2 separate regions of the Homo sapiens genome follow, and region 2 is linked to region 1. A link is an interaction called in ENCODE POLR2A ChIA-PET data of the cell type or tissue named here. Cell type or tissue: GM12878. All regions are shown on one strand. Links, peaks and the distances in the headings refer to the core of each region. The heading gives the core; the rest is flanking DNA.

Region 1 (7,857 bases), core at 2,215-4,714:
CAACTCACCCAGCTCTTTCCCATGATTTTATATTCTTTTACTTTAAAACACCTGACAAATTTTGCCTTTTTTTCTTACGAACTCTGCTTTGTATTAAATTAAAAATCGTTGGCATATATTTAACATAGCAGTAGAAATTCTAAGCATAATGTCTAAAAGACTAAGCAAGTAAACACAGAAAGGTAAGTCTTATAACACTTGTCCCTTGCATGCGCCAGTATTTACAAATTAAGCATGTTTTTACTTCCCCTTTAGGTTCTCATGTGTTTATGGCAAACGTACCCACGCGTTTTAGATAGATGAGTGTGTTTTTTTTTCCCCCTGACATCTAATTCATTCCTGCATTCACTTCCTCCCAGGACATTGGTAGAGATGCTTACTTTCCTTCCTCTTACCCTCAGAATGCAGGGTGATAATTTTTTTTTTTAATGTCATGTAGGGGTTTATTATAGTAGCCCAGAGCAAGCTCTTCCTCTTGAGGTAGGATTTGTTGCTAATAAAATAATAGTAATGATAACCTACAGATATTGAATGCTTATTCTGTGCCAGAGGTGGAAAAAAATTTATATTTTCTGATTTAGTCATGTCAACAATCATTTTCTTCCCATTTTACAGAGGAACAAACTACAGCTGAGAAAGGTTAACTTACCTGTTCAAGTTAGCGCAAGTTTTTACTGTCTGGATGAAATTGTCATCTTGTTATGATGAAGTCTATAATTGTTTGTTTTTATTGGCCATGAATCAAGTATTGGTACTCGCAGACAGGTTATGGTCTCTGTCCTCAAGGTGTTTTCAGTTTGATGAGATGAGAGATCCATTTCAGGGAGAAACAATTAACAATTCAAAACATTATATAATTGGGCGTCTTTTATTACAATTCTTTATCTACTAAGAAACCTGCTTGGAGTTAGGAACGGAATCTCTCTTGCTTGTTTATTTATCTAGAGCCCTTGATGTTGTGTTTTAGAGGTTTCGCAAATATTTGCTGAGTTTGATGGTGAGAGAAAGTCTGAATGCAGAGATCTGGATGAGCATCTAATGAATGTGAAGAATTAGGGTTGAGATAACCAAGAATGTTCCTTGGGTTAGAGCAATGGTTTTCAACCAGGTACGATTTTGTATCCCCAGGGCATGGCAATGTTTGGAAACATTTTTGCTCGTCACAACTGGTGGCAGCTATTGCTGACATCTAGTGAGGATAGGCTAGGGATGTTTGCTAAACATCCTGCAAGGCACAGGGCAATCCCCATAACAAGGAGGTATCTGGCTCCAGATGTCAGTGGTGCTGCTTTTGGGAACGCTGTGTTAGAGTTAAGCTGGGCTTCCAAAGCAGTGTGGAAATACTATATTTGGCCTGGACCAGAGGCTTGGGCGTAAACCCCAAAAAACTGCTTTAAACTTGGAATTCGTTTGATTGGATCCTTCTGCCATCTTCCTCTAGAAAATGATACAATGAGTAAGCAATAGAGCTCTAAGAAAGAATGAAATTTAATGAGATTTCTCTCACCCTTTCAGAGAGAAAACAGCAGTAAGAAATGGAATTGGATATTCAGGTGTTCTGTTAGTCCATTTGGAATACCTGAGACTGAGTAATTTATAAGAAAAGAGTTTTAATTGGCTCATGGTATTGCAGGGTGTACAGGAAGTGTGGTGTTGGTATCTGTTTCTGGTGAGGGCCTCAAGAAGCTTAGAATCATACTGAAAGGGGGAGCAGGTATGTCACATGGCGAGAGTTGGGAGTGAGAGAGAGAGAGACGGGAGGAGGTCCCAGACTCTTTTAAACAACCATATCTCAGGTGAACTAACTGAGTGAGAACTCACTTATCATCAAGAGGATGATGCCAAATCATTCATGAGGGATTCATCTCCACGATCCAGTCACCTCCCACCAGACCTCACCTCTAACATTGGAAATCACATTTCAGCGTGAGATTTGGAGGGAACAAACATCCAAGCCATATCAGGTATTGTTGAGTTAAGGGTTTTGGTTTTTTGGTGTATCTTATTCCTTCAAAGCAGGAATGTGTCATTATCCAGAATAACCATAACTTGTTTTTTAAAAGTGTTCTCTGCAGAGAATACCTATTGAGTGTCTTCATGTTTGTTAGCTGAGGTTTTGGTGAAAAGGAAGGAAAGGATTTATGTTCTTATGAACTAAGCTCTCCAGTGGTCATGGTGTTCTTATTGTTTTATGCATTGTAATTGTTTTTAATAGTCTTTTATTTGAGGCACCTGGGTTCTTCAGTTCCCCAGAGGAGAGATAAATCATTCTTTAATTATGAAACTATCTGAGGCATACTTGTTGCATCACTTAAAGGCAGGTTTTTTTGTTTTTGTTTTTGTTTTTTTTTTAAGTTTAAAGGAAAATAAAACTCTATTGTGATCCTGAAGTCAGCAGTAGAACTTAGTTTGGTGTGTATGTCCCCCAGAGCTATCAATACATTTAGATGTTGAGGATGGAAACAGGTCAGGTAAACTTGTTCATGGTTCTAAGGTAGAAGTTAGAATATTACAATAAGTCTTTTTGCAGTGATGAAAATATTTCATATCTGTCCCAGCTACTCAGGAGGCTGAGGCAGGAGAATCACTTGAACCCAGGAGGCAGAGGTTGCAGTGAGCCGAGATTGCACCACTGCACTCCAGCCTGGGCGACAGAGGGAGACGCTGTCTCAAAAAAAAAAAAAAAAAAAAAAAAAAAAAAATATATATATATATATATATATATATATATATATATATATATATATAATATCTGTGGCTATTTCAATGTGCATGAATTAAAATTCAAAATTTGGTGGCTACCATGTTGAATGGTAAGAATAATAGGGAGTCAATGACAAACAGCCTTGATGTTTTTTAGTTTTCTATTGTGGTTTTATGTCAAAATGTTAACATTTTGTCTGCCTGTGGCTTTCTTTTTCTTACAGTGGTTGTGTTTTTAGTGTCCAGATAGTCGATTAGTCAGATAGTTGATTATTCATGTCGTGATTCAGTCTAAACAGTATAACCAAAGGTGCACAATCTGAGTGACCTCTCAGGAGCATGTCCCACTCAAGGGCTGAAGAGAAATTGGATCACATGGTCACTAGATTTGGTTGGAACATAAACTCACTTAATTTGTTTTCGTTTAAGCCTCTTGAGTCTGTAACCACATAGCCTGCTTTTAGTTCTTCTGCACTGGAATCTAAAATGACAGGCTAATTATCTCTTTGCAGCCTGTTTACTGAGGGGGAAATCCTCTGAGGCCTGTTCTAAAGAACCCTGACCTGATATTCAAATGCTTTTGAAAAAAACCTGCTTTTTGGTTCTCCTTGTAGGGAAAGTACGAAGTACACAGTAAGTTTGAATCCCTAGCATGATCAGAATGTCTGAAACCAGACCCTTTGGTAATGTAGAAAGAAAATGCACATTTAAAAAGTTGTCAAATATAAAATAAGTTATTTTAAGGAAGTTCCTTTTTTCTCTCTCACCTTTGCTTTAGTGGCCATCAATGATAAATTAAGTTATTGTTAAGCTTCCATTTTTCCTCCTCCGTTCATTGTTTCCGAGATTTCGGCCACTGAGGAACCATGGTAATGACTTTGCCACACTGGAGAATACCGTTACAGTATTAGTTATTTACTATTTTTTCTTGACATTGACATTTAATTGACATTTTGATTGACACTTAAAAGTTTCATTCTAAATAATACCTACGATATTACTAGTTTGATATATCCATTTTTCTTAATATATACTAGAATACATATTTTTAAAAATAAAAAACATTTCCCCACATACCATCTAAATTTGCAAAGTCTGGCCTGATTTCTCTGATCTCTTCTAGGAATACTTTCAGAATTGGCTTATATTTGGCTAATATAATAAAAGCTATACTATAGGAAAATTGGCTTTTTCTTCTGCATAGTGGCTTAAATTTCACTGAAGAACTTCAGGAAACCTAAAAGGCTGTGCTCATAATTCTCTCTCACTGAAACAGCGCTGCATCTCCCACACTTTATACTTCTGGAAATAAAGTTATGTTTTTCTTTCTCCTTTTCTTACTTCCTGCCTCTCTGAATCCAATTATAAGTTGTTTTACCAGTAGTTCTTATGTAATTTAGGGCATTCTTTAAAATTAAAAATAATTTAGGGCATTCCTTTAAAGTTAAAAATCAAAAGCTCAACTCCTTATGGGATGGAAAGAAAAAAAATCAAAAGCATATTTTTTTCCAGTATACATTAAGTTGTTAAAATGCTATGAGAAGTGGTGCTTACCATGTGAAAAATGCTCAACCTAAATCATAATAAGGGAATTGGAAATCCTAACTACACTTGGTAGTTTGCTAACTCACTTTGTTGGTCGGTGTGCAGAAGCAGACACTCTCATGCTTTGCTAATGAGATTGTAAATTGGTACAGATTCTGTGGAGGGCAACTTGTCAATATCCATCAGAATTACAATATATGCCCCTTTGACTCATTCTTTCCAGGAATTATAGATTTATTTATTCTCCTGTTTAATGACATAGATACAAGGTTATTATGGCATTGTTTGTAATGGTAATACATTATGGAATATTCACCCAATGAAATACTAATCAGCTGTAGAAAAGAATGAAGAAGCTTTTCATGTGCAGTTATGGAAAGGTCTTTGAGATATAAGTGGAAAGAACAAAGTACACAGTAGTATGTCCAGCATGCTCCCCCCGACCTTTTTTTTTTTCTGAGACAGAGTCTCGCACTGTTGCCCAGGCTGGAGTGCAATGGCGTGATCTTAGCTCACTGCAACCTCCGCCTCCCGGGTTCAAGCGATTCTCCTGCATCAGCCTCTCAAGTAGCTGGGATTACAGGCACGCACCACCACGCCTAAGCATGCCCATTTTTTGTGTAAAAAAGTGAAAAAGTATACACACACACACACACACACACACTTTTTTTTATATGCATAAAACATCTTTGGAAGACTACACAAAACCAAATAACATTGATTGCTTTTGGAGGTAGGGACTGACATGGGAGGAAATTTTTCACTGTATACTTATATGCTTTTTGAATTTTGAATAATGTGGATAAATTATTCAGAAATAGTTAATAAAAATAGTCTTTAAAATATATAAATATATGTGTACATAGATAGACACACACACAAACTTGGCATGAGACTTCACTATGTCTATATCCTAAATAAGAGCCTTTCTATAGGTCTGTATTCTGTTTCTGCTCATCAGGAACTGACATTTTCTAGACCTTTTTCTCTCAGTGAATTTTTTTATAAAAGGTTATAAGTCTCCTTAGAGATTAATTTTGTTATTCTTTAAATCCACTACTGTCTTTCATTATTTTTGTGCTAGTTTCATTTCTGTCTAAAAATTTAACCTTTTTGAAGTCTTCATTACGATCCAAAGGACAGGATAAGCCAAAGGGGGATAGACATAGTAGATAAACTGATATTATTAATCAATGACAGAGAGAGGGCAGAATTTTTTTTTTTTTTTTTTTTTTGAAACGGAGTCTCGCTCTGTCGCCTTGACTGGAGTGCAGTGGTGTGATCTCGGCTCACTGCAACCTCCGCCTTCTGGGTTCAAGCGATTCTCCTGCCTCAGCCTCCCGAGTAGCTGGGATTACAGGCATGTGCCACCACGCCCGGCTAATTTTTGTATTTTTAGTAGAGATGGGGTTTCACCATGCTGGCCAGGTTGGTCTCGAACTCCTGACCTTGTGATCTGCCCGCCTCGGCCCTCCCGCCTCCGCCTCCCTTACAGGCATGAGCCACCGTGCCTGGCAGAGGGCAGAACTATTTTTGTTTCTATTTTATTCACTAAGGTATATTCAGATTGATATGGGTAAATAGGCAATATGGATTTCTGTTTTCAGTAATAGCAGACTAGGTAATTATCTCTCATCAGGGACAATTAGAAAATATGGGTGAAATATAAACATCTGCTGGAAGATACTGGAGAGATAGAAAGATCATGAAGAATTACCTAGCTGTGATCCATGTGAGAGCTATAGAGATCCAAGGACAAGAGTCTATTTTGGGGCTCTTTTGTCTCCTGAGGGTACATGCTGGATTCCTGAGTGGGGAAGCTGAGTGACAAGGTCATGAAAAGTGCCTCTTTGAACTAAAGTAACAGGAAATGGATTAGTGTTCAGGACCCGTCAAGGGGGAGCCTGGTGAACTCCATTTCCTTTGGGTTAGGGCCATGAAAGGCCATGCCCTAAAAGTAGGTCATTGCAGGGAGTGCAACTCAGCTTCAGAAACAGCTAAGTTCATGAATTGGGATTTTTGGGTGGCTTTGACAAGCTGGTTCTAAAATACATATAGAAATAGAAGGCCACAAATAGCAAAGACACTCTTGAATAAGACAACAGGGAAAGATTTGTTCCATCCAACATCAAGACTTATTTTAAAGTTTTTAAAGAGTAGTCAGGCTCTAGGAATAGAATCAAAAGCTTAGAAACATGTTTATACGGACACTTGCTTTGCAACAAAGATTGTTAACATAGAGCAGTGGGTAAGGTAAGGTAAATGTTTCTGGGACAATTGAATATTCTAAGAGAAAGGAAAGTAAAGAAACGTAATCTTTACCTCACACATCATACACAAAAAATCAACTCGGTAGATTATAGAACAGTATGTGAAAGGTAGTACATAAGCACCTACCTATAGGATATGGGAGAATATTTTCGGATCTCAATATAGTGAAAGACATCTTAGACAGGACATACAAAGACTAAGGAAGGCAAATTTGATAAATTTTGAGTACACAAAAGTACTTTGGTTCATCAAAGGCCACCATTAAATGGGAAAAGTCATGTCACAGAGTGGAAGCAGGTAATTATAATACATATACCTGACAAAAGGTTTGTATCTAAAACTCCTATAAATAATAAAAAGGGACTGGGCTTGGTGGCTCATGCCTGTAATCCCAGCACTTTGGGAGGCCAAGGTGGGCGGATCATGAGGTCAGGAGTTCGAGAACAGCCTGGCCAATATGGTGAAACCCTGTCTCTACTAAAATACAAAAATTAGCTGGGTGTGGTGGCACGTGCCTGTAGTCCCAGCTACTAGGGAGGCTGAGGCCGAAGAATCTCTTGAACCCAGGAGGCGGAGGTTGCAGTGAGCCGAGACCATGCCACTGCACTCCAACTTGGGTGACAGAGTGAGACTCCGTCTCAAAAATAAATAAATAAATAAATAAATAATAAAAAGGACAATCCAGTAATAAAATTGGCAAGAGACTTGGAGAGGCACTTCACAAAAGAAGATTTTTAAATGGCCAAGAAATACGAGTCATTGGTGAAATACAAACTAAATTAGCATACATCTACCAGAATGGCCCCCCAAAAAAATTTTAACATGACCAAGTGTCAGAGAAGGTCCAGAGTAATGAAATGATGCTACAATGCTGGTAGCATTATATTTGGTACAACCCCTTTAGAAAATAGTTCGGCATTATCTACTGAAATTTAACATTCAAATTTCTATGACTTAACCGTTTCCATTCTGACATTTATATCCAACATAAATGTATGCACTGTAGCCAAGACACAAGAATATTCATAGCAGCATTATTCATAATAGCCCCAAACTGGAGTTAACCTAAGTATCATCAACAATAGATAGATAGCTCATGGTGGATTCATGGAATAACGTACAGCAATGACAGTGAACAAACTGGCTGGGTGCGGTGGCCCATGCCTGTAATCCCAGTACTCTGGGAGGCTGAGGAAGGCGGATCACCTGAGCTCAGGATTTTGAGACCAACCTGGCCAACATGGTGAAACCCCGTCTCTACTAAAAATACAAAAATTAGTTGGGCGTGGTGGTGGGCGCCTGTAGTCCCAGCTGCTCAGGAGGCTGAGGCAGGAGAAT
Region 2 (7,857 bases), core at 1,888-4,387, 210 kb before region 1:
CTAGAAGGCTTACCTTAAATAGGCTTAACCAGTAAAGGATATTTATTGGCTTCTTATTGAGATGTCCCTAGACTACTTTTGATAAGGTCTTCATTGATCTCTAAGCAGCAAATCCAAGAGTTTGAGTTGTTCTCTTGAGTTGAGAAGGCTCTTAAGTGAGGAGTATTTCAAGCCCAGTGATCCAGCATTTAGTCGCGAGTAGGTATTGTTTTCCCTCTCCTTACATGTGCTAGGATATGGGATTTGTGAGGATCTTCAGGAAGAATGTTTATGAGTATATCCTTAAGGCTGCTTGGACTTGACTTTACCATTGTCACTCCCTTATCAGTTAGGTATTCGCTCCTTCTCTGGACAAACACTCTTTTATAGTACTTATTATATTGTATTTATTTGTGTGTTTCTCCACTACACTAAGAGTTCTTAGGGAGTGTAGAGGTTGTTCTTACTCATTTTTATTCCCAGTGCCCAGTTTAGTGCCTGGAAGGTACTGCTCAGTAAATGTTCAATAACTGAGTATTAGGTCAATGATGATGAGTATTACATAAGCCTTAACTAAAGTCACTTCACAGTGACCAAACTGAGGAGGAGGAAGAGAGTGGTGGAGATGGGGGAATGAGGGTCGGAATAGTGGGGCTATCACTCTTTGCGGAGAGAACTGTCTTGTTCTTTAACGTATCCTGAAAGTCTGGCATACAACCCAGTATGTATCGAGTACTCACTAAGATATATTTGAATGAATGAATGAAAAGATTACCCCCCTAGTTTAACTGTGGTCTTAGAGTGTTTAAAGTTAACCTGATATTTTTGGAAATACACTCCCATTGCCTAGAACTGGAACTGCAAGTAGTGACCCCTCCCCTCCTTTTTTTCATGGCTAAGCTGCAGGGAGTTTGGTTTGCTGCCCTTCTCATCTTTTTTAAAATTATTATTTTTATTTATTTATTTATTTATTTATTTATTTATTTATTTATTGAGACAGCTTTTCACTCTATTGCCCAGGCTAAAGTGCAGTGGTCCGATCTTGGCTCACTACAGCCCCAACCTTCTGAGCTCAAGTGATCTGTCCACCTCAGCCTCCCACGTTGCTGGGACTGCAGGCACATGCCACCACACCTGGCTAATTTTTGTATTTTTTGTAGTGACAGAGTTTCACTACATTGCCCAGGCTGGTCTCAAACTCCTGGGCTCAAGCGATCCACCCGCCTTGAGCCCAAAGTGCTGGGATTACGGCGTGAGCCACTGCGCCCAGCCATGCCTATCAAATCTTTCTGCTGAACCTACTGACTGAGATCAGAGCTACTACCCTGGAGCTTAGCTAAGGAGTAAAGGGGAGCTGAGATTTCGGCCGTAAGTCCCTCTCTCCTACCATTCTATGCCACCCGCTTTTGGTCCCTAACATCCCTGGTTGTGACAGCTTCTCCTCCTTTACCCTGTGCTACTGTGACTTAATCACTTGTTAAGGAGAGATGGAAATGCCTGACCATGGCAGGCACAATTCTTTGTTCAGGAAATTGGAACCCATTGCTTCCTTCCTAATCCCAGACAGCTGTGCCTCTGGTTTTCTTTGTTTAGCCCAAGGCTGAGGGGTGAAGCTCTACTTCATTCTGGCCTGCAGTCTTTTTTCTATCTTGGGGTTTGATAATCCCTCTGGTATTTGGAGCAGACTCTAAGGTTTTTCTGTTTTATATAGTAAAACAAAAAATATTGCTTTTGTTGCTAATAAAAATTTGTCTGTAAGGAAATATTTCTCTTAATATTGGAGTTAATACTTTGAACATTAATGTGCAGTGTTTAGAAAGATTATAAAGAAATGAGATTGGCCGGGCGCCATAGCTCATGCCTGTAATCTCAGCACTTTGGGAGGCTGAGGCAGGCAGATCCTTTGAGGTCAGGAGTTCAAGACCAGCCTGACCAACATGGTGAAACACTGTCTCTGCTAAAAAATACAAAAATTAGCCAGGTGTGGTGGCGGGCACTTGTAATCTCAGCTACTTGGGAGGCTGAGACAGGAGAATCACTTGAACCTAGGAGGCGGAGGTTGCAGTGAGCCGAGATCACACCATTGCACTCCAGCCTGGGTGACAGAGTGAGACTCTGTCTCAAAAAAAAATTTTTTTTTTTAATTAAAAAAAAGAAATGAGATAATCAGTACTGTCATTTCCTTCATTAGAAGCGTTAGTACTGTTACCCTTTTTTACATGAATGAAAAGGATTGAAGACTACTTTTTGTTTTTTCCTTTGGGAAATAAATGCATGGATAATAACAGCCAAATAAAAAGTTTTAATTAGAATTGGATATCTCTATTCCTATTTTCATTCAACCAGTATACTTGTTGGAAGGCTATCAAAATGGACATGCCATTTAAATGAAAAATTTCCAATTGTGATAGACATGTTATTTATGAATATTTTCTGTCCTGAGGAAAATTAACTATTAGAACCAGTTGTAAAAGAGATGGTGGCTGGGCATGGTGGCTCACACCTTTAATCCCAGCACTTTGGGAGGCCGAGGTGGGTGGATCGCCTGAGGTCAGGAGTTTGAGAGCAACCTGGCCAACATAGTGAAACCCCGTCTTTAATAAAAATACAAAAAATTAGCTGGGCATGGTGGCAGAGTCCTGTAATCCCAGCTACTTGGGAGGCTGAGGCAGGAGAGTCGCTTGAACCTGGGAGGCAGAGGTTGCAGTGAGGCGAGATCACACCATTACACTCCAGCCTGGGCAACAAGAGTGAAACTCTGCCTCAAAAAAAAAAAAAAAAAAAAAAGAGAGATGGTATCAGGTACTGCAAATTCTTAGAGTAGCTTCTGACTTTGCTCAGCCTTATTTATAAGATTTATCTACTGGGAGGCTCATTCAATAGGCACTTGAGAGTCCGGTGTCATAGAAAGTTGTTAATTTTAGAGTTGTATGCAGCCTTCTTTAGCAATGAAAATCTTTTACAGAATAAGGCTTAAGCTTTTTCAATGTTTTTGACTGATTTAGTTAACAGCTTAATTTATATTGGCACCAAGCCCAGATCTAATGGTTATAAACTCAGTAGTTGGCTGATACAGTAAAAACTGTAGTTTCGTTTTCTTGTTGTTTGGTTTACCCTTTACATTCAAGAGTTTAAGTAGATCTCATATGGTCTGGTCACATGTGTTCTGAGTAGTGGTCATACCACACCAGGCATAGCATTTCTGCTCCGCTGTGACTTGATTTTTTACAGACTTAAGTTTTAGTACAACTTAATCTCTCAGAGGAAGGGTTAAGTTCCTGAGCATAGGAATTCATTTTGGGAATGTATTTTCTTTTCTTTCTTTTTAAAAATTTATTTGTAGAGACAGAGTCCCACTATGTTGCCCAGGCTGGTCTTGAACTCCTGGGCTCAAGTGATCTTCCCGCCTTAGCCTCCCAAGTGTTGGGACTACAGGCATGAACCACTGTGTCCTGCCTTCTTTTCTTTTTGAGACAGGTTCTCGCTCTGTTGCACAGACTGGAGTGCAGTGGTGTAGTCATAGCTTACTGTCACTTCAGATTCCTGGCCACAAGCGATCCTTCCACCTTAGCTTCCCGAAGTGTTGGGGTTACAGGCATGAACCATTGTACCTGGCCTCTTTTTTTTTTTTTTTTTTTCTTTTTTAAAAAATTCCTTTCTAAAGGGAAAAGAACCTAAGGTGGGTGGCTTCCTATAACCATTTTTTTTTTTTTTTGATATGGAGTCTCATTCTGTTGCCCAGGCTGGAGTGCAGTGACCACGGCCCACTGCAACCTCTGCCTCCCAGGTTCAAGCGATTCTGCTGCCTCAAGCCTCCCGAGTAGCTGGAATTACAGGCACCCGCCACCATGCCCAGCTAATTTTTGTATTTTTAGTGGCGATGGGTTTCGCCATGTTGGCCAGGCTGGTCTTGAACTCCTGAGACTTCAAGTGATCTTCCCACCCACCCACCTCGGCCTCCCAAAGTGCTGGGATTACAGGTGTGAGCTACCACACCCGGCCCCTATATCCTATTTTATAGTGTTTCTTGTTTATTATTTTCTCTTTGGATTTGTTTCATTTTGATCCTTGAAAATATGCAAAGGATGGAATCTTAATTTTGGAATTGTTTTTCTTGGTTGAAATTGGAATTATGTGGTTTTTATGGCATTTCCCCTAATCTATTAATGTGGGAGGAGGCTTGTGGGGAGGGAAGAGCCGTCTTTTTGAGATTATTAGGGAGGGAAACCATTTAATGACAGAATTGTATGACTACATTTTATTTTTATGAGGACTACTTTGTTAATTTACATTCTTGTGCTCTACATTCATGAAGTCAGTTATTTGAAACCATGTAATATATGTCAACTATTAAAGTTAAGTGACTTTTATCTGATAAGAGTTGTGTTAAAATAATCATAGAGAATTGATGCCTTTCCAGATGTTTTCCTGATACATCAGGGTTTTTTTTGTTGTTGTTTTTGCTGTTATCCAGCTTGGAGTACAGTGGTGCCATCATAGCTCACTGCAGCCCCAATCTACTGGGCACAAGGGATCTCCCTGCCTCAGCCTCCCGAGTAGCTGGGACTACAGGTGCACTGCACCTGGCTAATTTTTAAAATGTTTTTGTTGAGACAGAGTCTCGCTATGTTGCCCAGGCTTGTCCCGAACTCCTGAGCTCAAGCAGTCCTCCTGCATTGGCTTTCTAAAGTCCTGGGATTACAGACGTGAGCCACCAAGCCTGTCCTGATTTAGCAGTTAATTAAATATAAGTGGCCTCTCATTCTCAGGTGCTCTTACAGTATGAAAATGGAAGTTGTAAAGTTTGTTTTTAAAGTAACTCAGTGGAATGATAGACAGTGGAGACTTGGAAGGGTGAGGGAGTGAGGGTGGATGATGAGAAATTACTTAATGGGTACCATGTGTGTTATTTGAATGACTGATACCGTAAAATCCCTGACTTGTCCATTACACAATCTTGCACGTAATGAAATTGCCCTTATACCCCATAAATTTACATAAATAAAAGATCATGTCATCTGTTAAAAAATTTTTTAATAAAGTAACTCAGTTAAATTTATGGTATGTCACCATTTCTTGGCAGGACTTTGTGTCATTGTATCAAGATTTTGAAAACTTTTATACAAGGAATCTGTACATGAGGATAAGAGACAACTGGAATCGGCCAATCTGTAGTGTGCCTGGAGCCAGGGTGGACATCATGGAGAGACAGTCTCATGATTATAACTGGTCCTTCAAGTGAGTCTTGGTTGGGAAATTATTTGACAACAATTACAAAAGGGTTTCTTCATTTGAGAAAATATGTTATTATAAATTGAGTATTCTCTCAAAATAGGAGTAGCAGCTGAGGATACAATATGATTGGTTTCCTTACATATTCTTCATTGTTGAGCTTTTTAAGATATATCTTTCTATTACATTTGATACTGTGTTGGATTATAGTTCAGAAGAAAATTTGGCTTATTTATTTTTTGAGATGGAGTTTCGCTCTGTCACCCAGGCTGGAGTGCAGTGGCGTGATCTCAGCTCACTGCAACCTCCGCCTCCCAGGTTCAAGCAATTCTCATGCCTCAGCCTCCCGAGTAGCTGGGACTACAGGCATGCACCGCCACACCCAGCTAATTTTTGTATTTGTTTTAGTAGAGATGGGGTTTCACCATGTTGGCCAGGCTGGTCTCGAATGCCTGACCTCAAGTGATCTGTCCCCCTCAGCCTCCCAAAGTGCTGGGATTACAGGCATGAGTCACCGCGCCCAGCCTGGCTTCTTTATTTTTAAAAATAACTCCTATTGATAAGAAACAGTATACAAAAGTTTAGTCTGTTTTATTTTTGGTCTTGACTTTAAAAAAAAAAAAAAAGAAAAGCTATCCTTTCCATTATGCCACTTATCAGAATCAAGTATCCAAATTTATTTCTGGATATTTTGATTTCTCAAATGATTTAAGGATGATATGTAGAGTGTTTTTACTTACATGGATTGAATAGTTTGGAAAACTTTTTGTATTTTTAACATTGTATTTGTTTGTTTGTTTACTTATTCATTTATTTGAGTCAGAGTCTCGCTTTGTTGCCCAGGCTGGAGTGCAGTGTCACAATCTTAGCCCACTGCAACCTCCACCTCCCAAGTTCAAGTGATTCTCCCACCTTAGCCTCTCTGGTAGCTGGGACTACAGAGATGCACCACCATGCTCAGCTACTTTTTGTATTTTTAGTAGAGATGAGGTTTCACCATGTTGGCCAGGCTGGTCTCGAACTCCTGGCCTCAAGTGATCTGCCCACCTTGGCCTCCCAAAGTGTCAGAGTCTTGCTCTGTCACCCAGGCTGGAGTGCAGTGGCACCATCTTGGCTTACTGCAAGCTCTGCCTCCTGGGTTCACGCCATTCTCCTGCCTCAGCCTCCCGAGTAGCTGGGACTACAGGCTCCTGCCACCACACCCGGCTAATTTTTTGTGTTTTTTAGTAGAGACAGGGTTTCACTGTGTTAGTCAGGATGGTCTCAATCTCCTGACCTTGTGATCCACCCACCGCGGCCTCCCAAAGTGCTGGGATTACAGGCGTGAGCCACCGTGCCCGGCCTACAGCTTGCCTTCTTAGCTTGGTCAAATATCAGTGACACCCCTTCTCATGTGTATATTCACAGCAAGTTTATTATTTGTAGTGACTACATTGTATTTTACAGTATACATGTGCCATGGTGTGACATGTTGGGCTGTGTTAATAATCTCAAAATCTCAGGGAATTAAAACAGTAACAGTTTATCCTTATCGATACTTCATGTTCATCCTAGGTTGGTGGGGCCCTTGAACCATTTTGTCCTTAGTTAGGGGCCCAGGCTGCCTCAGCTTCCATTGTATGAAATGTCACTGGTCTCTGTATCTGAAGAACAGATGTGGCAAATTGTGCAGTGGCTCTCAAAGGATCCTCATGTGTATATATTCTCATGTGCGGGAGTTACTGAGTATGTATATCTTTTAATGGATAAGTACTGCCAAACTGCCCTCCAAAAAACAAACCTGATATTCTTATGTACAGTGTCCTGTAAGATAAGGTGATTGTCCTGGCCAACACTGGATATCATTAGTTTTAAAATCTTTATCACTATTAATAAATGAAAATTGATTATTTTAACTTCTATTTCCATAATTGGTAGTGTGTTTGAGATTTTTTTAATATAGACTTTGTTCTCTCTGCTTCCTTTTGTGTCACCAGTTCATTTAATATTACATGTAAGTACTTTTTTGCTCATGAGTTTCATTGTTTTATGCTATTGATGCACAGGTATACAGGGAATATAATAAAGGGTGTTATAAACATGGGTTCCTACAACTATCTTGGATTTGCACGGAATACTGGATCATGTCAAGAAGCAGCCGCCAAAGTCCTTGAGGAGTATGGAGCTGGAGTGTGCAGTACTCGGCAGGAAATTGGTAAGTGAAAGCTGTATTTGGCCAGCTGCTGTTTTTGACATTGTTTTAGTCAGGGGCAAATAATAGTAATATTGACCTAGAGTATTAAATATCTACACTTTGTCATGTCATTTAGATAAGGTGAAGAATGCTTTGTTTTTCTGAAGTGTGATGGATGATTTCAATGCTTTCAACACATTTTGAGATGTGTTTATCTTTCCCAATGTGTTATACATATAGAATGTCCCTCGAAAAATCCTGCCAGTGTTTGTTTCATTTATAACTTTAATGTTGATTTCATTGGCTTTTGCAAATGTTAGTGGTTAAGAGTGCCACTTATTAGGATGTTGGGCATATGAGAGTTAATCTGCTTTCATACTGGTACATGGGGGCTAATAATAATTCCTGCCTTATAGAGCTCTTTTAAGAATTACGTAAGCTAATCCATGTAGAGTACTTGGAACATAGTAGAC

What was found. Peaks named below come from ENCODE experiments on the same cell type or tissue, not always from the same donor. Only the 100,000 strongest peaks of a DNase experiment are listed, where the experiment ranks them.
Region 2: POLR2A ChIA-PET joins it to region 1 with 10 read pairs; 2 of 35 experiments call an interaction of 5 or more read pairs at or near these places.

What each region holds. Positions count from the first base shown.
Region 1 is chr14:77,367,798-77,375,654 of GRCh38, reverse strand. The region is part of intron 1 of TMED8 (transmembrane p24 trafficking protein family member 8); the gene reads left to right. Among named protein-coding and RNA genes, the nearest start is that of TMED8, 5.4 kb to the left of the region's middle. RefSeq lists a silencer at 3,149-3,198. In GM12878, for the core only: no CTCF peak of the experiment used is centred there; a DNase peak (open chromatin) is centred at 3,194; H3K4me3 peaks cover 1,235 bases; H3K27ac peaks cover 1,778 bases.
Region 2 is chr14:77,576,315-77,584,171 of GRCh38, reverse strand. It overlaps SPTLC2 (serine palmitoyltransferase long chain base subunit 2), which reads left to right. Exons shown (of 12, transcript NM_004863.4): 3 at 5,063-5,217; 4 at 7,257-7,405. Among named protein-coding and RNA genes, the nearest start is that of SPTLC2, 36 kb to the left of the region's middle. RefSeq lists a silencer at 120-320. In GM12878, for the core only: no CTCF peak of the experiment used is centred there; a DNase peak (open chromatin) is centred at 3,051; H3K27ac peaks cover 537 bases.